2 separate regions of the Homo sapiens genome follow, and region 2 is linked to region 1. The links are chromatin loops, found by intact Hi-C in ENCODE. Cell type or tissue: endothelial cell of umbilical vein. All regions are shown on one strand. Each heading gives the region's core, and the rest is flanking DNA. Links, peaks and the distances in the headings are about the cores only. Region 1 overlaps TRPM3 (transient receptor potential cation channel subfamily M member 3). Region 2 overlaps KLF9-DT (KLF9 divergent transcript).

Region 1 (11,650 bases), core at 6,512-11,511:
TTCAGCCTACTAAAGAGAAAATTTATTTTAAAGATACTGATATGGCTTTAGACATCAAAGGTGAGATGATAGCCATGTTCCAGGAAGAGCCTAGAAACTTCGTTTTATGTATCTGCCCCGTCTCTGTGTCTTTATTAATTTCTGTATTTTTTGGCAGACTGACTTCTTCTGCAAGTCAGCCAGTATGTAGAAACATGATTGCTGACAATTCCTGAGACTATAAGTTATGGTTTCAATACCCGGAATTGCTCAGCTCTCTCAACTCTATTCCAGATCCTCAAAGAAAAAACTCTGATTGGTGTTCTTGGGTCAATGCCTCCTTCTCTAAGGGTGTAGCCAAAGGTATAGAGCTCTTCCATATTGCACAAAATGACTGCCAGCAAGGAGGCATTTCAAGTCATGCTCATACACTGAAAAATAGTCCTCTATGAAATATGACTAATTGTTCACCAGGAAATTGAGTAAGAGGCTGACATTTCACACAGAAGGTACTAGCACTTAGTCAAGTGTTTTTCAAATTGTGGATATCCAAGAAATATTTCCTGAATTGAGTTGTGAAATTTCTCCAAAGTGTCTTTTAATCTATAAGGTTTTATCACCTGGAGCCTGGAATCCTGCAATTAGTCTCACTGTACCTACCCTCTCCCTTGCCATGCCATAATGTTACAGCCCACATTTTGGACCAGAATTTTTCAGTCGCTTTCTTTTCATCACAGAATAACGTTCAAACCATTGATGTATAAAATGATGGGGCTGGGTGCGGTGGCTCAGGTCTGTAATCCAGCACTTTGGGAGGCCGAGGCGGGCAGATCACTTGAGGTCAGGAGTTCAAGACTAGCCTGGCCAACATGGTGAAATCTCAACTCTACTAAAAATACAAAAATTAGCCAGGCCTTGTGGTGTGTGCCTGTAGTCTCAGCTACTAGGGAGGCTGAGGCAGGAGAATTGCTTGAACCTGGGAGGCAGAGGTTGCAGTGAGCCGAGATTATGCCACTGCACTCCAGCCTGGGCAAAAAAGTGAGACCCTGTCTCAAAATAATAAAATAAAACAAAATAAAATAATGAACCCCATTTTTTCCCATCTGGGACATGGGAATATTAATGGCAATCTCATAAATGTGTTGAGATTAAATGAATATAAGGGATTGCCATACTTTCCGGCAAATCTCCAATGTGAATCCTCCGCTCTGGTTAGGTTGGTTTCCAACTGGAGCCCAGGCATTTGTCTCAATTATTCTTTCTTTTCTTTTTTTTTTTGACGTGGAGTTTTGCTCTTGTTGCCCAGGCAGGAGTGTGATGGTGCGATCTTGGCTCACCGTAACCTCCACCTCCTGGGTTCAAGCAATTCTCCTGCATCAGCCTCCCGAGTAGCTGGGATTATAGGCATGCACCACCATGCCTGGCTAATTTTGTACTTTTAGTAGAGACTAAAATACTCTCTACTGGTCAGGCTGGTCTCGAACTCCCGACCTCAGGTGATCCACCTGCCTTGGCCTTCCAAAGTGCTGGGATTACAGGTGTGAGCCACCGCGCCTGGCCTGCCTCAATTATTCTTGCGGCTACACCTTTGTTTTTGCCTGGGACTCCAGGCTTGGAAATGCCAGACTCTACCTCCTGGCTTCTTTAGTCTTGCCCGATTCCTTCAGGTCCTTCTAGGCTACAAATGTTCATTCTTTCCTTTTATTCTAAGAAGATTTTGAGTCTGTTCTACACAGAGTCTCAGAGCAGATTTTTTAGTCCAATTTCCAACCCAAATGTGGGAAACCATCCATACGCTGCCTTTCTGGTGGCTATTTTGCTTCTACTTGAATAGTTTTAGTGTTGATGAGCTAAACTTAGGCTGCTTGTCCCCATTTTTTCAACAGCTCTAATTAAATAACTAAAACATGTAATTATCTTTTTAGTCATGACTGTCTTGCTTTTTTAATAAAATTTTCAGTTCTTCTAGAGGAACAAAGTAGCTGCTCAAAAGGCATTGATTATATTTATGCCTAAAATTATAATTTCCCAACATTAATAGTTAAACCATTGCTACCATTTTTATTTTCTTTTATTCCAGCTTTACCATACCTTGGAGAAGATGACCTGCCATTATAAGGCTTATGATTATTGTCACAATACCTACAACAGGTTTCTGAGGAGAAAGAAAGCAAAGAAAATCCTCCTGGTTCATGTCTAGTGATACTTGCATTAATTTTACTTAGGTCACTTTAGGTTGCCCTTACACAGCATTTGAATTTTTGTGAAAAAAAAGTTCTGTTGCAAAAATTTTATTCTCTTCTGTGATATTCTTTTGGACTTTTACTATTCATATGCAAATACATCCATAATCTATATGCCTGGTTTAATTTTTACAAAAATTGATATTAGAACATGCTATGGTCTGAATGTTGGTGTCACCTTAAAATTCACGTTCGAAACTAATAGTGTGATAGTATTAGGGATCTTTGGGAAGTGATTAAGTTATGAAGGCTTCACCATCACGACTGGGATTAGTGTCCTTTTAAAAGAGGCTCAAGGAAGCTCCCTTGCACCTTCCCCCATGTGAGGCTGCAGGAAGGTGCCATCTGTGAAGCAGAGAGCAAGCCCTTACCAGACACCGAGTCTGCTGGTGCCTTGATCTTGGCCTTCCCAGCCTCCAGAACTGTAAGCAATAAGTTTCTCTTTTTATAAATTAATCACCCAGCCTAAGGTATTTTGTTATAGCAGCCCAAATGGACTGAGACAGACCATATATGCTTCTCTGTACTTCTTTTTAAATAGACTTAAGAATATAGCAATGACATCTATGTCAATACACAAAATTTAATTATTTTTAATCATGTATCATAATCAGTTATTTTCTCCTGTTGACCAACACATATGTTGTTTCCAGTTGATTCTTGTATTCTGATTCCTTTACCTTAAAAGAAATTAAAATTGTAAAAGACCACTACATTTCCACTCACAAATTCACCCACTGTTATGGGCTGAATTTCATCCTCCCAGTACATGTAGGGGCCATCCAGGTAATGCTCTGAGTAAAGGGAACTTGAGAATGGTGGGGACTGTGGTATATTAGAGAGTACAGGCTCCTTCTAAAAGAGCACCCAAGATGCCATGATTCAGCTGATTATTGTCATATGAAAACATGGGTCTTATATTACCAGATCTTCAGGTTTTTTAAAAGAAGCTAGAAATCTGGAATTAGATGTGAAATCTGTCAATTATTTATTTATTTATTTATTTACTTTTGAGTCAGAGTCTCGACCTGTTGCCTAGGCAGGCTGGAGTGCAGTGGTGCCATCTTGGCTCATTGCAGCCTCGACCTCCTGGGTCCAAGCAATCCTCCCATCTCAGCCTCCAGAGTAGCTGGGACTACAGGCATGTGCCACCATACCCGGCTAATTTTTGTATTTTTAATAGAGATGGGGTTTCACCGTGTTGGCCAGGCTGGTCTCGAACTCCTTATCTCAAGGGATTTTCCCACCCTGGACTCCCAAAGTGCAGGGATTACAGGAGTAAGCCACTGTGCCCAGGCTCAATTTTTAAATGTTCCAAATTAAAAAAAAAAATTGCTGGCCAATAATACCCTTTTCCTACTGGTTAGATATGACCCACAGGCTACCAGTTTGCAACTTCTGCTCACCGGAACAAGTAATTTGTGGAGCCCTAGGCAATTATCTCTACTCCAAAAGTTCTTAGGATGAGGATGGTGAAGATTAGATGGCAGCAAATAAGTGCACAAAGAAGTCCAAGTCATGTTTTAAACTACTGAGTTTTTTTTTTTATTGCAAAACATTTGTTACAGAAATTTCAGAAAGTTTTTCCCGTGGTATCTGCCAACTTCTGCTCTGAATTGTATATCTAAACAATCAAACTCAAAGTGCATTGTGAATCCAATAATAGACCTTTAAAAAAGAACAATTCTTCTAAGGATTTATATATATTTATAGTGTCGATAGATATGCATACCGTGGTCCATCCATACACAAAGAAGGAAAAGATGTATATATATTCAGCAAACCCAATTTTAAAACCATTGTATTTGTAGGAATTCATTTAAAAATGATATCTGAATAATTTCCCCCATTATAAACTAGGGTTAGAACGTTTACAAATGAGAGTCTAGGTCCTATATTATGAAATGGCTATGAGTACAGTATACTGCACGTACTGTTTTTACACAGCGGTAGCAGCAATATAAACTCAGGTCAGACGCAGTAGTGACAGGAAGCAGGTAAGTCTTCATACCATGCTATGGTACTCTTCTTCTGAATCTCTCTCACAAAGACTCTGTGTTCAAGTTTAGAATTATGTGGCTAACAAATATACATGCATATATCATTCAGAACAAGAGTAACTCTGAATAAGGCGAGTTTCTTTTCCCCCCTCTCGGTTCTCAGTGTATTTTGTGTGTACACTCACCAAGTCACTATCAAGAATCTGATCCTGTTGGCTCTAAATCAGAGGTCCCAAACTATTGCCTTTGGGACTGAATGCTGCTGGCAGACATGTTTGTTTGGCTAGGACAGTGTTTGGAAAGCTGAATTTGAAGGTGTTTGTGGTGGGATGTGTATTCTGTCATGCCTTACTTACAAACCCTACTTCTGTTGACTTTCACCAGTCCAGTTCACACATTTGTGTTTTCTGGATCCGGCCCCTCCATGTGTTTGAATTTGCAGCCTCTCAGTCTATGTGCAGATGGCTGGTTTTAATGATGTGTGGGAAGCTGCGGTGAAGATGTGTAGGACTCTTGAGATTTAGAGAGGCAAAAATTGGACGAGGTCAATGTGAACACCAGCCGGGGTAGAGGCAGGAGGAGGCTAAGTTGGTGGGAAGATCAGGCCTGGGACAAAGTCTAAATGTTTGCCTTTTTCCAAGCGGCCGCTGTTTCAGCTTACTGTGCGAGGGTCAACAAGGTATAAAGGTAATGTGGGCAAGGGTCTGTTGGTCTGGTGAAAAAGCAGCTAGTCTTAGACTAAGAGAAGAGAAGCAAGAAGAGGGGAGAAAGAAAGCCGCACATCCAGGCACAAGGCTGAATTTCCCCCTTTGCCCCATAGGCCTCAGCCACCTGTCTCCTCCAGAGGAAGGCATGGGTCCTGATTGGCACTGACACTCTTTACAAAGCCTATGGACTTCTAGCCATACACATGTCTTTTCAGTTTCCAGCACACAAACATTGTGCAAACGCACAAGGGCCTGCAGGTTTAAGGAGGCTGGTAGACTAGGTAAGGTAAGGAAGGGAAAATTCACCTCATTCTTATTGCCATCTGGATTACCTGGTCACCAAAATCCTCTCTTAGATGACCTGTAGAAACAGTCACGTTGCTTTCATTAGCAGTGATGAGTGCAAGGAAATCATCAGAGAAAAGGTAACACAACTACCTTCTGAGAGGAATTAAAAGAAAAAAATTGCTTTTCCTTAATTGGAACCAGCCTTTCTTTTGGTTGACTCCAATCTGAGAGACAGAATATCCAACTTGTAAAAAGAAGAGAAAGCTTAGGTCAATGCAGGCTGAGAGGAAAGTTTTGTCTACTCATTTTAGGAGCAGTCATTTTCAAAACTGTGCAAATTGGCTCCTCTCTTTAACAGATGTTGAATGGCTTCTAGTAATGATGATTTTCTAAAAGAGTAAACTCTTTAGAACCACCCAGTGCTTCATCAGACACCCAAACACACGCCTCCCACCCCCAAGGTGAAGAAGCCACAAGACAAGGAGGGAGGTCTCTTGTCATATCATTGGATCACACATTCACAGCGATCTGCGCACTTCTGCACTATCACAAATGGACTTTTCGCTCTCATCTCCGGCTTAGCAATTTGCACCCAGTAGCTCTGAAGAATCAGAAATGTGTCTTGCATATATCACAGATGCACAACACCTAGACCTTGGCAGACCCAAGAGGTGTTGGCTTGCCACCTCTGGGTCCCATGGCTATACAACCTGCAGTTAATACTTTATTTCATATTATTTGTTCAGTGCTTAAAAAAAAGATTTAAAAATCCCTTGGTTACTTTTTTTTTGTTTTTAATTTTTCAAAACTGAACATAATCCCCATAGTAAGAAGCCCAACTGTTTGAGTGAATTCTTAACTGGCTTAAGCGTCACAGCAGGCAATAGTAAAATGTTAAGTGCCTTAGAAAAGTCAAAAGAAATGCATAAAGCAGTGCATGCATTTTGTTGACACAAAATTAAGACCAGGTTTGGAGAGAGATTACTTCATTTCAGTCACATTGTTATTGTTCAAGGATAGTGAGTTATAATGCAATATCTAGGCCAAATATATAACCACCTACACACTAGTATCACTTTATCTAGAAACAACATAGTGTTACTAAATGAACATATTTATAAAATACTGTACACTGCTTCTGCATGGGGTTGGCAGATGTAAACAGCTAATTCAACTGGAGTTTAAAATATCATTTTAAGTTCATTTGTCATATAGTCTTTTGCATAACATGCCAGTTCATCTTTCACAAAATCACAACTTGCCTACCACAGCTCGCAGGACTCATTAGAGGATATACATCAGCTTACACACATATTTTACAGTGGTCCAAAGGAACATGAAAAGCATCAAGCAGATCAGGAACAAAAATGCCCGGTTCACAAAGATGCTAAATAACATGGAATTGGGAACATAATTAATCATTGCAACATGTGTTTCTTTATTGAATGTTACAGATTTATAAATGATTATAAAGCTCTCCTGTAACGTTCATTAATACAACCACATGCTACAACTACGCTGGGTTAAACATGGGTTACATACATGTTTACATGTGTTTTATAATACAGCATTGCCCAACATATGAATGGTATAGCCTATAGATAGAGCATGATGGATGACCGGGTAATATTTATCATCTTTAAAGAAATTAAACAGCCCAAACATTCAGGAAGATTAGACTGTACAGACTCAGAAAGTAAAAAAGTACTATCCAGTTATCTACCATAATATTATCTATAGAAACCATATTTTAGAATACATTTGAAACATTCAGAAGAAACACATTTTGTGTTTTTATGAGTACATTTTTCTCGTTTGATTATTCTTATATATATATTTTAAAAGGGGAACTTTCAAAGTGCTAAATAATATCCTAGACCTGGAAACTTATACATTTAAAAAATCCAGTTCTGTAAAGTGCTGTATTCTGACTGCTAATACACCTTTTGGCTTGCAGAGATAATACAAACTAGTCATGAAAATTGTACCCAAGCTTTCCAGCTCCTCATTCAAATCTATCAAGGAGGGGCCCTCTAACTATAAATATAAAGTATATTGGTTAAGCAGGAGACCTCCATGGTCATTTTCATAAAACATCCTTAAATTTTTTTCAAAAGGAACAAGCAATTTAGAACAAATCATTACATATAGTAGTATGTAAAAATTGGCACCTTTGAAGCAGATGATTAAACCGAAGCTATTACTTCCTTGAGCTCTCTATGACTTTATTTACGGTCCTCAGTAACTTGCTGCTCATAAACTGCTTAATTCACAAAGACAGGTAATTAACGTCCCCTCGATCAGGGATGTGGTGGAATCAATGGGCTGAGCATAAGCTGACTGCACAAGGCCACAGAATCAATGCCACATTGCTGCACAGAGAACCCAGAAATGGAAGGAAATGGACTGAAAAATAACACACATACATGTGCACAGGAAGGAAATGGCTCATGGAAGTTACACAGTTTGTGTCTACAGTCATTTAAGTTTGGCTTATATATTTCACACGTTTCACAGACGTTAGAACTTAATTTTCATGCACAACAAAAGAATCAGGTAATTGCAAGATCAGGACTGTTGAGTATTTCGTTTCCCAGTTCCTATCCTTTTCTCTCTGAAATCACGATGAATGGAAACACTTGAGCTGAAAATTTCTTTCCCTCACTTCCAATCTGGCCCAGAATGAGGCCTTGGAGGTGTTTGATGTCAATGAATAATGTTTTCACCTCCTTCTTGGATTCCTCTATAGACCCTTCAGGGAGACTTCAGCATTGTGATTGTGCTTGATACTTAAAATCATCAACATGTTAGGATGTAAGTGCATTAAATTGGCAACATCTAATTTAAAGAACAAAAATAACAAAATCTTTGTTCAAACTCTGGTGCTGAGATTTGGCCTTCCTGAGAATCACAGAGAGATGGTCTCAAATGTAAAGTGCCTATTACAACTGCATTAACTACGAGCAAACATGGTTCCTTTCCCTCATAATCAATATAGAACCAGGGGCTCATGAACCCTTTCAAGTTATATTGCAACTTTGCATTATGTACATTTTTTTTTTCTTTCTGGAGAGAGAGCCTAGAGTTATCGTAGAGCCTCGTAGGGATTCATGACTCAAGGAAGTTTAAGAACGACTGATTTATTCTCAGACCCAGTGCATGTTTGCTGAGAGGGAAATAGCCAGCGTGGGGCCCAATAAAATGTTAAGTGTTTCTAGAACAGCTGTAAATAAGGGAGTCTGGGTGTTTGTTAGCAATTCACCTAAATGCCAAGGAGTGAAAAAGGAATTGTTTAATTCTTTACATATGTGACCTCATCACAATTTTTATACCTGAAATGCTTATTCAGAAGAGTTTTTATTTTGTTTTTTATCTTATATTTAAAGGCCATGTATTTACTTGATTTCACAAAATAAAGTAAAACTTGGTGTTTTCAATTATAATTAAACAAAAGAACCAGGTAGTATCTCAGGCCAGGAACAATAGATTGTTTTCCTTAAAGGCTTTATTCTTTTTTAAACGTTAATGAGCCAAATAGGAATCCAAAGATTTGGGGTCAAGATTTCTTTATCCCACTTCCAATCCAGATTCTGATCTAGAAGATTATGCCTCTACTTTAGAGTCTGTAACACTAGCTGGTTTAAAGTTGCGTGTCTATTCAGATTGTACGTGGTGTAAAAACTTTGTTTAGGAAAAGCGAGACTAAATGAGATGTCCTGATAGTGAGTGATTTCAGACAAAAAAGGGCAGAAGGCGAGCAGTGAGTCATTTTGACAACTCTAGTTTGATATGAGGAAAAGTCATAGGAATTTAAAAAATTCATAATTTCAACATTTGGTCTAATAGTATAATGAACTCTTTCAATGGAACTTCTTGTATATTAAAAAAAATCTTGATTATACTTCAAGGTGATAGAAAAGTCCAAGCCTCTTAAGAAAGCTCTTTATGTCCATTTATTTTATATATAAATATGTGTCTCTGCATAAATGCATATACATGTGTATAAGTGGCATATACTATAGAACTCTTTATATGGTTTATTTGCTTTCTATTTTGGTCTACTGTATCTTTTTTTATAGCTCTGTCTATAAGAAAAATATTCATGGTATGCTTGCAACTGATGGCTTTGGGTTGATACCAAACTCCCAGTCAAATCTAAGGTTATTTATAGTTTTGAAACTTCCTTAAAAAGTACTTTGGAACATTTCCATAGAAAAGATACCAGCCCTTGAAAAACTCCAATTAAATTTATGCTGAGCTCAGATTAGATGGCAAAACTCTAGGTATGAAAATATCCACATATAACCATATATTCATATACAAAATGGTCATGTGATGAGTGGTGTGAAAAATTGGCAGTTACGTCTTGGAGGTGTTCAGGAGGACGTGGTGGAGCCATGCAAATGATGACGGTCACACAGCAGCACAACACACGACATGAACGGTGAGAACAGAACATCCCACATGGCAATTTCAGGCTAGTTCTGTCCACTGTTTTTTTTTTTTTTTTTTTAAGTTCAATATTACATATTCAGTGAATGAATTCATCCATGACAGGTGAGATACAAAATAAATTAAAAAATATAAAATTATTTAATTACATTCTCCTGAGCTTGCTCGACTAGACTTGAACGCCCACTGTATATAATAAATCACTTGACTTTTGTTTTTTTAACATCAACTCTTCTTTCATTTCGATTGCAATACAAAAAGGCATTTCTGTTCCCTTATTTTCTTCAAAAAAGGATAAACAGTTGTGGCACCAGAAGTGAATAGATAAGAGACAGGTGAACTATGACTGTTACCTTGTTTTTTCTTTATAATGATCAATTACAGAAGTGTTGGCATGAGAAGGATGTGGGACGTTAGGTAGAACTGCTTGCTGCCGGCTTATACTGAATAAAGAGGATGCTCTTCATCAGTCACCAGTGATGGAGCCAATGTGAAAAGAAAACAGAATGGAAGTTTAGAATATCTCATTGTGTACGCTGGCTATTTTATTTTATTTTGCAATTTAGCCCTGCATCCTACAACTCTTGATAATGGTCAGAAATCAACAGATGCCTCCTGGCATGGAGCGTGCTCGAAGCCCCTTGTTTCCCCTGCTCTCATGGCTTTCTGCTGTGACTGCGGATACACATTCATCTCTAACCCTTCCTTCTCCCTCTCTTCCCCCTCCCTGCCCAGCAAGTGTGAACATGCCTTAAATCCCCTGTGTCTGGCACTGGGTCAGATCAAATGCTTTCTTGATCTGTGGCCCAGAAGTCACCTTTGAGTTAACACCTCCCAAAGCATTGCTTGTTTTGCTCAGCTAAGAATAAAGCAGGTATGATTCAAGGAAAGGGGAAAAACTGGAGTTGGAGAGAATTTTAGGGCTGGATTCTTGAGCCTTCTGTGGCGGATATTAAGAAGGTTTAGTTGTGCTTGCTTTCAAAGCTTTGGAAAGCCGATGTTCTGGACAGTCTCCTCATGGACAGGCTGTCCCCTCGGCCCTCCGGCTTGGAGGACTTGCTTCTCTGGAAGGGATTTCGCAGGCTTGCTGTGTTCCGCTGCCTGTCGAGTTTGTCACTGATGGAGAAGCTCTTCCTGGTGTGTGCATATGGCGCACTTGGCTCCTCTGCCGAGTAGCTGTTGGCGCGCTCTATCTTGGGAACAGTGATGTTGTTGGACAGGGTTCTCTCTGAGTTATCACCCTCCTGGGAGGATATTGCAATGGTGGCTCTGCGGCCTTTGGCCTCATTCTCCTCACTGTCAGAGCTGGGGTGACTCAGTTCTGCTTCTCGCTCTGGATGGCAGCAAGTTAAGTCCTCCACTTTGTCTCCAAGACCTCCAGGGAAGGCAGCTCTGTCCGCAATTGCTTGAGGGGCATTGACACACCTTGTGTCAATACAGTCTGTAATACTTGTGTATTCTGCTGTTTTTACAGGCACCCCAAAGTTGGCATAATAGCTCCTTGAGGGGGAAAACATAAAGCTATGAGATTTCACAATGGGAGCCTCTTCTAGAAGAAAGGGTGTGGTGGCTAGGTAGCGGCTACTTTTGGAACGCTCAATGGTGTGGTACATCGGAGGCTCTGAGTCCCAGGGGTTTTGGCATTCTGGGAGGTGGGTGTAGTCTGAAGAAAAAGATCTAGTGTCCATGGAGGTGATGTCCTCAAAATCAATGCTCCGGCTTGGAGGTCTGTCTGTGGGTGCAAGTGTTGCATAGGCACTACTTGAAGGGGCTGTGGAAGGTACTGGAGTTGAAAAGCTTGGCTCGCCCAGCCCAAGGATGTTCACGGAATTGTCCAGAGGGTCTATATCACAGTGGAGCTCATCCATAGCAGAGACATAGATGTCTATACACGATGATGGTCTTCTGGAATCAGGAACAATGGCCAAGGTGTTGGCAGGGGCTGCAGGAGCTTTGGGTTCTTTTGCTACAGAGTGGGAAC
Region 2 (12,103 bases), core at 4,360-9,359, 96 kb before region 1:
CACTAGAACATATTCCTTCTATCTAACCATATTTTTGTGCCCATTAACTACTCTTCATCCTCCTCCCCCACCCTTACCCTTCCTAGCCTCTGGTAACCATCATTCTTCTCTCTACCTCCATGAGATCAACTTTTTTAGCTCCCACATAGGAGTGAGAACATGATATTTGTCTTTCTGTGCCTGGCTTTTTTCACTTAACATAATGACCTCCAGTTTCATCTATGTTGCTGCAAATGACAGAATTTCATTCTTTTTAAAGGTTGAATAGTACTGCATTGTGTATATGTACCAGAGTTTCTTTCTTTCTTTTTTCGAGACAGAGTCTCGCTCTGTTGCCCAGGCTGGAGTGCAGCAGCATAATCTCGGCTCACTACAACCTCCACCTCCTGGGTTTAAGTGATCCTCCTGCCTCAGCCTCCTGAGTAGCTAGGATTACAGGTGTGCACCACCACACCCGGCTAATTTTTGTAGAATTTTTGTATTTTTAATGGAGACAGGGTTTGCTGTGTTGGCCAGGCTGGTTTTGAACTTCTGACCTCAAGTGATCTGCCCACCGTGGCTTCCCAAAGTGCTGAGATTACAGGTGTGAGCCACTGTGCCCGGCCTGTTGGGTTTGTATGTCTTCTTCAGATCATTTGCCTGTTTAAAAATTAGATGAATTATCTACAATGAACTCAAACAAATTTACAAGAAAAAAACAAACAACCCCATCAAAAAGTGGGCAAAGGACATGAACAGACACTTCTCAAAAGAAGACATTTATGCAGCCAAAAAACACATGAAGAAATGCTCATCATCACTGGCCATCAGAGAAATGCAAATCAAAACCACTATGAGATATCATCTCACACCAGTTAGAATGGCAATCATTAAAAAGTCAGGAAACAACAGGTGCTGGAGAGGATGTGGAGAAATAGGAACACTTTTACACTGTTGGTGGGACTGTAAACTAGTTCAACCATTGTGGAAGTCAGTGTGGCGATTCCTCAGGGATCTAGAACTAGAAATACCATTTGACCCAGCCATCCCATTACTGGGTATATACCCAAAGGACTATAAATCATGCTGCTATAAAGACACATGCACACGTATGTTTATTGCGGCACTATTCACGATAGCAAAGACTTGGAACCAACCCAAATGTCCAACAATGATAGACTGGATTAAGAAAATGTGGCACATATACACCATGGAATACTATGCAGCCATAAAAAATGATGAGTTCATGTCCTTTGTAGGGACATGGATGAAATTGGAAACCATCATTCTCAGTAAACTATCGCAAGAACAAAAAACCAAACACCGCATATTCTCACTCATAGGTGGGAATTGAACAATGAGATCACATGGACACAGGAAGGGGAATATCACACTCTGGGGACTGTGGTGGGGTGGGGGGAGGGGGGAGGGATAGCATTGGGAGATATACCTAATGCTAGATGACACATTAGTGGGTGCAGCGCACCAGCATGGCACATGTATACATATGTAACTAACTTGCACAATGTGCACATGTACCCTAAAACTTAGAGTATAATAAAAAAAAAAAATTAGATGAATTTTTTTTTTTTTTTTTTTTGCTATGGAGTTCTTTGAATTTCTTACATAGTCTGCTTATTAATCCCTTGTCAGATGCATGGTTTGCAAATATTTTCTCCTATTCCGAAGGTTGTCTCTTCACTCTGCTGATTGTTTCCTTTGCTGTGCAGAAGCATTTTTAGCTTGATGCAATCCTATTTATCTATTTTTGCTTTTCTTGCCTTTGTCCTTGACGTCCTACCCAAAAAATCTTTGCCCAGACCAGTATCCTGAAGTGTTTTCCCACTGTTTTTCTCTAATAGTTTCATAGTTTCAGGTCTTACATTTAAGCCTTTAATCCATTTTGATTTGATTTTTGTATATGGTGAGAGATGGGGGGTTTAGTTTCATTTTTCTGCCTATGGTTATCCAGTTTTCCCAGTGTAGATCTTCCTATCAGTATGGAGAAAACAGTATGGAGGTACCTCAGAAAATTAGTGATAGATCTACCATGTGATCCAGCAATCTCATTGCTGGGTATATACCTAAAAGAAAGGAACTCAGCATTATCAAAGAGAGATCCATGTGCCCATGTTTATTGCAGCACTGTTCACAATAGCCAAGATATGGAATCAACCTAAGTGTCCATCACCATTAATTGAAGATATTGTCCTTTCCCAACTGAATGTTCTCAATTGAAAATCAATTGGCTGTAAATATGTGGATTTATCTCTGGGTTCTCTTTTTTTTTTTTTTTTTTTTTTTTTTTGAGACAGAGGTGTGAGCCACTGTGCCCGGCCTGGGTTCTCTATTCTGTTCCTTGGTCTTTGAGCCTGTTTTTATGTTAGTATCATGTGTGTTTTTTTTGTTGTGTTTTGTTTTGTTTTTTTTTGAGGCAGAGTCTCACTCTTTCACCCAGGCTGGAGTGCAGTGGTACAATCTTGGCTTACTGCAAACTCCGCCTCCCGGGTTCAAGCAATTCTCTTGCCTCAGCCTATTGAGTAGCTGGGATTACAGGAATCTGCCACCATGTCCACCTAATTTTTGTATTTTTAGTAGATATGGGGTTTCGTCATGTTGCCTAGGCTGGTATCGAACTCCTGACCTCAAGTGATCCACCTCGGCCTCCCAAAGTGCTGGGATTACAGGCATAAGCCACCATGCCTGGTCTATGCTGTTTTGACTACTATAGCCTTGCAGTATGTTTTGAAGTCAGGTAGTGTGATGCCTCCAGCTTTGTTCTTTTTGCTCAGGACTGGTTTGGCTATGTGGGGCCTTCTGCAGTTCCATATGAATTTCAGAATTTTTTTCTCTGTTTCTGTGAAGAATTTCACTGGTATTTTGATAGCACATATTTTAAAAACACACGCTTGTTTTTTTTAAAATCTATTTTTTAGCTAAGAAGTTTCTATGAATGTTTTCTACATTATTTTATATTCTCCTACCCTATTTAAAAAATATCTTTAGCCAGGCACAGTGGTGTATGCCTATAGGGCCAGCTACTTGGGAGGCTGAGGCAGGAGGATTGCATGAGGCCAGGAGTTTGAGGCTGCAGTATGCAATAATCACACCTGTTAATAGCCATTGCTCTCTAGCGTGGGCAACATAGTTAGATCTCCTGTCATCTCTCAAAAATAAAAATAAAATAATTATCTTTTGTATAAGTAAACACTCATGTGGGTCAAAATTCAAAAAGTATAAAAGGATATGTAATGGAAAATTTTCTTCCCAACCTTCTCCGTCAGCTATCTAGATGCCTTTTCCAGAAGCAATCAAATATTACTATTTTTTCTAAATCCTTCCCAAGATATTTTATGTGTATCCAAGCAAATACATATATTTTCCACATTTATACACAAATGGTTACTAAAAACCATTCTGCACCTTATTTACTAACATATCTTTTTTTTTTTTTTAAAAAAAATGGAGACGGGGTCTCCTGGTCTCACTGTGTTGCCCAGGTTGGTCTTGAGCTCCTGGACCCAAGCGATCCTTCAGCCTCGACCTCCTAAAGTGTTGGGATTACAGGCATGAGCACCCAGCTTATTAACATAATAATATATCTTCAGGGTAACTACATGAAGGTCCTCTATATATTGACCTTTGATATATTGTTTTCTCATGTTTAATGCTGCCATAGAACTCTGATGTAAATATACCTTAATTTATGTAACAAATTTATTAACAAACTGCCCAACATTTAGGTTACTTTGTGTCTTTTGGAATTTCAAAAATACTTCAGCAAATAACCTTCTTTCACATTGGGGCAGCACACCTGTATGATAAGTTCTTGAAGTCTGATTGCTGAGTTAAAAGGTCCATGTGTTTGTAATTTTGATAGATGTTGTCAGATTGTCTTCCTTAGAGTTTGCACAAGTTTATAGTCCTACTAGCAATGTATAAAAGTGCCTGTTTCTCCATATCCTCATCAATGAGTATGTTAAAAATGTGTTTGAAGCCAGGCACAGTGGTGTGCACCTGTAGTTCCAGCTACTGGGGAGGCTGAGGCAGGAGGATCACTTGAGCCCAGGAATTCAAGGCACTAGGATTGCACCTGGGAAAAACAGCCACTGCACTCTAGCCTGGGCACATAGCAAGACCCTGTTCCCAAAGAAAAAGCTTGAGCTTTGCCAATCTTATTGATAAAAATGGCATTTCAGGGTGCTTTTAATTTTCATTCTTTCATTATGGGTGAGATTGAGAATCTTCTCATATTCATATGCTTGAGAGCTTTTGGTATTTCCTTTTTCATCTATTTCCTTTGCCTGTTTTCTTTTGGATTGTAGGCTTTTCCCCTGTAGATTCTCTCTATATTAGGATCTTGGCGCTTTGCCTGTGGTATGAGTCACAAATATTTTTCTCAATTTCTGCCATTTAACTTTACTTACTGTATTTTAGCCATGCAGTTATTTCCCCCTTCTACAATAAGATATGCAGAAGGTTTTTTTTGTTATTGTTGTATTTATTAATTTTTTATTCTTCTGGATATTATTTTATAATTGGAAAGGCCTTCCACATACAAATAATAATTGTCCCATGATTTCCTCTAGTGCCTTTGATTTCATTATCTATTAAAAAGTGTTTTTTCTATGCCGGGTGCTGTGGCTCATGCCTGTAATCCCAACTGTTTGGGAGGCTGAGGCAGGTGCATCACCTGAGGTCAGGAGTTCGAGACCAGCCTGGCCAACATGGCGAAAACCCGTCTCTACAAAAATTAAAAAAATTAGCCAGGCATGGTGGTACACATCTGTAGTCCCAGCTACTTGGGATACTGAGGCGGGAGAATCGCATGAACCCAGGAGGCAGAGGTTGCAATGAGCACAGATCATGCCACTGCACTCTAGCCTGGGTGACAGAGCCAGACTCCATTTAAAAAAAAAAAAAAAAAGTTTTTCTAGTATAATTAGTCAGGATGTACCCAACTTAATTTTCTCCAAATGACACCCAGTTGTCCCAATCCCATGTGTTTATTTATTTATTTTTTGCATTTTTCGCAGAGACAGTGTCTTGAACCCCTGGCCTCAAGTGATCCTCCTGCCTCAGCCTCCCAAAGTGCTGGGATTACAGGTGTGAGGCACCGTCCCTGGCCCATACGTTGATTTTATTTTTCACATGTACTATCATGCCATGTCTGAATAAAGACACTTTTTCTTCTAAGCTTTATGTCTTTCTTTTTCTTAGCTTGTATTTGCTAAGACCGCTAGTAAAATGTTGACTAGCGTGGAGGTAGGGAGCATTTTTACCTTGTTTTTGATCTTACCTGAGAGCAAACAGCAAATGACTGATTGGGTATATCTTATCAGATTGCTCTCCACAAAGTTTATGCCAGTTTGAACTCCTCTGCAGTGTATGGAGTTGCCTAAGAAACCATAACCATTAAGTATGATGTTGGCTGTAGGTTTTTGTAGATATCCTTTATCAGATTGAGAAAGTACCCTTCTATTTCTAATTTGTTGAGAGTTTTTACTAAGAATTTTTGACAAGTGCTTTTTCCATGGAGATAATCATACTTTTTGGGGGGCTTTTATTCTGTTAATGTAGTGAATTATATTAATGATTTATTATTTTCTTTTCTTTATATTTTAGAGACAGGGTCTCGCTCTGTTACCCAGGCTAGAGTACAGTGACATGGTCATAGCTCGCTGTAACCTCAAACTCCTGGGCTCAAATGATCCTCCTACTTCAGCCTCTCAAAGTTCTGGGATTACAGGCATAAGCCACTATACCCAGCCTTAATTTATTTTTGGAGTTGTTTTTTTTTGTTTTTTGTTTTTTTTTTTTGTGAGTCAGGGTCTCACTCTGCTACACAGGCTGGAGTGCAGTAGTGCACTCCGGCTCACTGCAGGCTTGACCTCCTGGGGCTCAAGCCGTCCTCCCACCTCAGCCTCCGTAGTAGCTGGGACTACAGGTGTGTGCCACCACATCTGGCTAATTTTTGTATTTTTAGTAGAGATGAGGTTTCAGTATGTTGGTCAGGCTGGTCTTGAACCCCTGACCTCAGGTGATCTGCCTGCCTCGGCCTCCCAAAGTACTGGGATTACAAGGATGAGCCACCGTGCCTGGTCCTAGCCACTTATTTTTGAATTTTTGAAAATTAATAATTAATTGTATTTATTTATTTTTGTTTTTATTTTTGAGATGGAGTCTTGCTCTGTTGCCCACGCTGGAGTGCAGTGGCATGATCTCAGCTTACTGCAACCTCTGCCTCCTGGGTTCAAGCTATTCTCCTGCCTCAGCCTCCTGAGTAACTGGGATTACAGGTACCTGCCACCATGCCCGGCTAATTTTTGTAGTTTTAGTAGAGACAGGGTTTCGCCATGCTGACCAGGCTGGTCTCGAATTCCTGACCTCAGGTGATCTGCCCACCTTGGCCTCCCAAAGTGCTGGGATTACAGGTAGGAGCCACCGTGCCCTGCCTAGAATGCACTTCTTGACAATCCATTTCTTTGGATTAAAGCATAGAGCCTGGGCTGGGTGGCGGAGGTTGGAGTGAGACAAGATTGTGCCATTGCACTCCAGCCTGGGCAACAAGTGTGAAACTGTCTCAAAAAAAAAAAAAAAAAAAAAAAGCATACAGCCTGTAGGTGATTTTCTATAATTACATGTAAAGGAAGCAATTCATTCATTCATTCATTCTTCAACAGATTGGGTCTCCCCGCTGTGTCAGCATTGGGCTTGGCACTGTGGATATAATGGTGAACAGAGCACACATAAGCCCTGCCTTCCCAGATCCCATAGTCTACAAGGAGAGGAAAATAACCAATTGCAGTAATTGTGATTAGGGCTGTGACAGGAGAATGCAAGGGTGCTGGGAGGAAAACATAACATCTTGTCAGAGGATCAGGGAGAACTTGAGAGCTAAGCTGAGGAGGAGTTAGCTAAGCAAGCAGGGGAAATGGGCGGGGGATGGATGTTCCAGGAAGAGGGAACAGCAAGTACAAAGTTCCTGAGGTGAGAGATTATGCTGCATGTAAGGAACTGAAGGAAGTGACTCACAGGAAGGCAGCCGTAGAGAGAGGGGAGGCTGGGAAGGAAGGTTCTGGGTAGAACTTATGGGGCTTTGAATACCCATATTTGTGACTTTTATCCAAGGGCAACAGCAAGCCATGTGGGTCTTTAGTCAGGAAAAAGATGTAAGATTAATATCTTACTTATTTTTAGACAGAGTCTTGCTCTGTCACCCAGGCTGGAGTATAGTGGCACAATTTTAGCTCACTGCAGCCTCCAACTCCTGGGCTCAAGCGATCCTTTTGCCTCAGCCTCCCTAGTAGCTGGGACTATAGGCAAGCACCACCACACCTGGCTAATTTTTTTTGTAGAGACGAGATCTCACTATGTTGCCCAGGCTGATCTTGAACTCCTGATCTCAAGAGATCTTCCCACCCCAGCCTCCCAAAGTGCTGGAATTACAGGCTTGAGCCACTGTACCCAGCCAAAATCTGTGTTTAGAAATACCTCTCTGTCTGTAAGCTGAATTGAAGGGCACCAAGGAGCAGAGATAAGAGTCCAAAACAGAGATGGAAGTAGCTCGGAATAGGAGAATGGCAAAAAGATGGACGAAGCATGGGAATCCGATTTGGTGGATAAGGGCAAGGGAAGGGATGAGGATGACTCCTGGGTTTCTGGCTTGGACAATGGTGGAAATCACAAATCTATAGGTGAGGAGGAAGAATTGGGTTTGGAGGAGTTGAGTTTGAGATCTCTGTGGGACCATCACGTAGAGTTGCCTAGTAGAGAGTTGGATAATTATTAGCCACTAACTGTTCACCTAAAGTTACTTTATTGCAGGTTAGCAGCCTAGCTAACTTACAGAGTCCTAAAGGAATAAGATATAAGTATTTTTACTGAAAGAGAGGGGACTAAGCAAAAGCCTTGAACCATCTCCCGCTACCCCGAATTCATATGCCCACTTGAAGTCCATCCTCCTGGTTGCAGGAGATGTTTCTCCCTGTTTTGTTAGTATAGCATTTGTGTCATTGCTTCTTAAGTTTCCTTTTTCCTATCATTTTCTCCTATTAGATTTTGCGTTCCAGGTAGGATATGTGTTCAATTCATCTTTGCATTTCCAGAGCCTCATAGGCTGCCCTGAACATAGTGTATTCATCTCCCACCAAATGACTTTAATTTGTGCATTATAATTCTGCTACCAAGTCAAAAGCTGTTACATAAAAATAAAAACAGCTCTATTCATTTTAATGGGAAAAACTGTGCTCTATCCCACTCCAAGATACCAGTTTTCACAGACAGAAAAATAAATCAATAGAAGAATGAAAAAATTTAATAAACAACAGTTGGAAAGTTAAATATAGGCTGGTTGCAGTGGCGTGTGCCTGTATTCTCAGCTGCCTGGGAGACTGAGGTGGGAGGATCCCTTAAGCCGAGGGTTTGCTCAAGACCATCCTGGGCAGCATAGTGAGACTCTGTCTCAAAAAAGAAAGTTAAATATAGTTTATACATAAAAGGTAACATATTAAACGTTTATTGTACTTACTCTTTTTTTCTTCTTTTTCAATTTCTCAACCTTTGGGTTACTTTTGCACCATACTGAACTAAAAATAAAATTATAGCACAGAAAAATATCTCTAGGGCAACATAAAGCTAGAGGTGTGAGTGCTTTGAAATATATGGAAACAATGCCTGTTCCCAGCAGATCAAAGAGCCATAGATGACGCTGCCTCGCAGTCCTTTCATTGGGCATATGTACACACAAGAAGACATCTTGAGTTTAACATCTTGAGTTTAACCTAACATGACTCACAACTTAAATTTATTCCAAATAGTATTTTCTAAAATAAACAATTGTGTCAAAGAAAAAAAAAAGGTGAGTGGGTTTTTGCTTGAAATCCCAATGAAGAAATATTACTTCTGTTCATTGTTTATATAATGAGTTTTTGAGTAAAAAGACTGTTAACTAAAATAAAAAAGGGAAGGGAAGGAAGGAAAGGGAAGGGGAGGAAGGAAAGGGAAGGGGAAGAAGGAAGAAAAGGAAAGAAAATCACAAAATGGCATATCTTTTGGAGAGCTTTTATGGTGAAAAATTGCTAACATGTAAGAGAAAATATAAAGATGAGTAAATCCATGAAACAGTAACAGGCTAGGAATAACAAAACAAAAAAAGATGAGTGAATGATTTGGTAAATGAATGAATGCTCAGTAGGGCTCCCTGTCAATAGGAAATTTTGTTCTGTTAGAGAAGGCTTAGAGCTCTGGGAAGCATGTAATGTTGGCGATGATGAATACCAAAAGGAGGCCGAGGCAGGTGGATCACCTGAGTTCAGGGAGGCTGAGGCAGGAGAATCCCTTGAACCTGGGAGGCGGAGGTTGCAAGTGAGCCGAGGTTGTGCCACTGTACTCCAGCCTGGGCAACGGAGCACAGCTCCATGTCAAAACAAAACAAAACAAAGAAACAGGGTCTCACTATGTTACCCAGGCTGGTCTGGAACTCCTGGGCTCAAGTGACCTGCCCACCTTGGCCTCCCAAAGTGTTGGGATTACAGGCGTGAGCCATGGTGCCTGGTCCAAAATGGACATTCTCATTCCACCTTTTAGTCTTGTATTTTAACTCATTCATTTATGATGATTCCTCTCTAACTTTTGCACCAAAATATCCCAACAGTCCAGAGGAGTGAACTTGTGAGATTCTAAGGGCTGAACTCAAAGGAAAACAGCAATTTTTTTTCTCATTTCTTTGAAGAGTGGTGCTTTATTATAAAAATTCATATGGCTTTAGTATTCTATCTGCATTTGTTTTAATATAAAAATAATTTTCTTCTTATCAAAATTTAATTGTAAAATTGTCACCCCAGGAAGACTTGGTGGATAGTATTTATCTGGTAGCTTTTCATGTAGCTCCCACCCCATTGCTGCTACATTACCACATATTCCTAATTTGGGATGCATATCCTTGTGAGTTGAAAGGTAAATCAATATTTGAATGTTTTTTTAACATTTTAAACATGTATTTACTTACCAGTAGTTCTGTTCCTCTTTCTTTGACTGGAAACCTCAGGGAAGGGTGATTCTACCAGACAAAGGGATCATTAAGCAGTGGGTCACTGAGGTCAACCCTGTGATGGTAACTGGCCACCACCACTTCAATGGTCAGGCACATAATTAGTGGCAAAGCTGAACAAATGTCCCCCACTTAAGGAGGACATGTGGGCCAACAATGAATGTTTGCAGCCCTACAAAATAGAGGTTTTGAGTCAACTTCTGGCATATCTCTGCCGCATCTTTGAATATTAAAATTTTCCATGTAGACAAAGACTTCTGCATCTTGAGGCCTGGTACAAGAATTAGCAGGAGACTTCTGTCAAGACTGTATTATAAATTTATGCTCCAATCACTATCTTTGCTTCAATGATTCCAATAATAGACAAACTATAAAATGAGAAAACATAACAGACACAGCCATGCTAAAAAATAAGATAAGGCTGGGAGCAGTGGCTCATGCCTGTAGTCCCAGCACTTTGGGAGGCTAAGGCGGGAGGACTGCTTGAGCCTAGGAGTCTGAGACCAGCTGAGCAATATAGAAAGACCCTGTTTTTATTTAAAAAAAAAAAAAAAGATAAAAATTTGTCAATCAGAAATGCAGCAGAAAAATAGTAAGAAGCAATAGCTCAGCTTGGCCTTGGGCACAAAATCAAGCAGAAGCAGTTAATAAATCAACTCTTCCTTGAAATGTGGCCCTGAGTGTCCTGCCAGGCAGGTGATCAAAACCAGGTTCAAACCAGGCATGGTGGTACATGCCTGTAGTCCCGGCTGCTTGGCAGACTGAGGTAGGAGGATTGCTTCAGGCCAGGAATTTGAGCCTGCAGTGGGCTATGATTATGCTAGTGAATAGTCACTGCACTCTAGCCTGGGCAACATAGCAAGACCCTGTCTCTAAAAACAAACTAAAACAAAACCAAAAATATGTTCACTGCTTAAAACCAGGGCCTGGAGAGAGGCACTCTCTATCCCTCCACCTCTTTGAAAGGAGGGTCTAAAAGAAATGAAACTGACCACTCCCTAGGTTATATAAGGCAGAGTAGTGCTGTAGGGGGAAGCAGAAAGACCCTTTTGGCCAGGACCTAAACCAAGCCCCTTACAGCAGCATCACCAATATTATCCTAGGACATCTTTCCTGAGCTGTCAATTATAAAACCCAATTGTAGTTTGGGGATCCTGTGGGTCTGGGTTGAGGTAATTGCAAGACTGTTAGACCAGGAATGGTGAGGAGAGAGAACAGCAAAAACCTTCCATACAAAATAAACTTGCAAACCAAAAACTTCAGCACAAGAAGCAAACAAAAACTAAAGAAAGAAGAAACACAGTCAATAGTGGAGAAATTAATTCATTGCAAGTGACATAAAAATAGTAAAGCAATCTAAAAATGATCTTAGGCTGGGTGTGGTGGCTCACACCTGTAATCCCAGCACTTCGGGAGGCCAAGGTGGGTGGATCACTTGAGGTCAGGAGTCAAGACCAGCCTGGCCAATATGGTGAAACCCCATCTCTATTAATAATACAAAAAAATTAGCTGGGTGAGGTAGCACATGCCTGTAATCTCAGCTACTCAGGAGGCTGAGGCAGGAGAATCACTTGAACCTGGGAGGCATAGGTTGCAGTGAGCTGAGATCTTGCCATTGCACTCCAGCCTGGGCAACATGAGTGAAACTCCATCTCAAAAAAAAAAAAAAAAAAAAACTGTTGGGGGGCTGGGTGCAGTGACTCACGCCTGTAATCCCAACTCTTTGGGAGGCCGAGGCAGGTGGATCACTTGAGGTCAGGAGTTCGAGATCAGCCTGGCCAACATGGTGAAACCCTGTCTCTACTAAAAAAAAAATGCAAAAATTAGCCAAGCATCATGGGGGCATGCCTGTAATCCCCGTTACTTGGGAGGCTGAGGCAGGAGAATTGCTTGATCCCAGAAGGCGGAGGTTGCAGTGAGCTGAGATTGCACTACTGCACTCCAGCCTGGGCGACAGACTCCATCTCAAAAAAAAAAAAAAAAAAAAAAACACTTAAGATAAAATTTATAGCATTTGACACATTCAAGAAAAATTGAAAATAAATTATTGTACTTGAGAAGGTAAAGAGGGAA

What was found. A loop is a pair of places that touch in the nucleus more often than their neighbours do. Peaks named below come from ENCODE experiments on the same cell type or tissue, not always from the same donor. Only the 100,000 strongest peaks of a DNase experiment are listed, where the experiment ranks them.
Region 2: it touches region 1 in a loop (8-fold over the local background); 2 of 110 quality-filtered maps call a loop at or near these places.

What each region holds. Positions count from the first base shown.
Region 1 is chr9:70,525,322-70,536,971 of GRCh38, forward strand. TRPM3 (transient receptor potential cation channel subfamily M member 3) reads right to left here. Exons shown (of 26, transcript NM_001366145.2): 26 at 3,739-11,650. The coding sequence ends at 10,632. All of the region lies in intron 3 of KLF9-DT (KLF9 divergent transcript), which reads left to right. Among named protein-coding and RNA genes, the nearest start is that of KLF9, 120 kb to the left of the region's middle. In endothelial cell of umbilical vein, for the core only: no CTCF peak of the experiment used is centred there; DNase peaks (open chromatin) are centred at 7,650 and 8,950; H3K27ac peaks cover 2,405 bases.
Region 2 is chr9:70,431,804-70,443,906 of GRCh38, forward strand. The region is part of intron 1 of KLF9-DT (KLF9 divergent transcript); the gene reads left to right. Among named protein-coding and RNA genes, the nearest start is that of KLF9, 23 kb to the left of the region's middle. RefSeq lists an enhancer at 6,770-7,064. In endothelial cell of umbilical vein, for the core only: no CTCF peak of the experiment used is centred there; a DNase peak (open chromatin) is centred at 6,928; H3K27ac peaks cover 3,098 bases.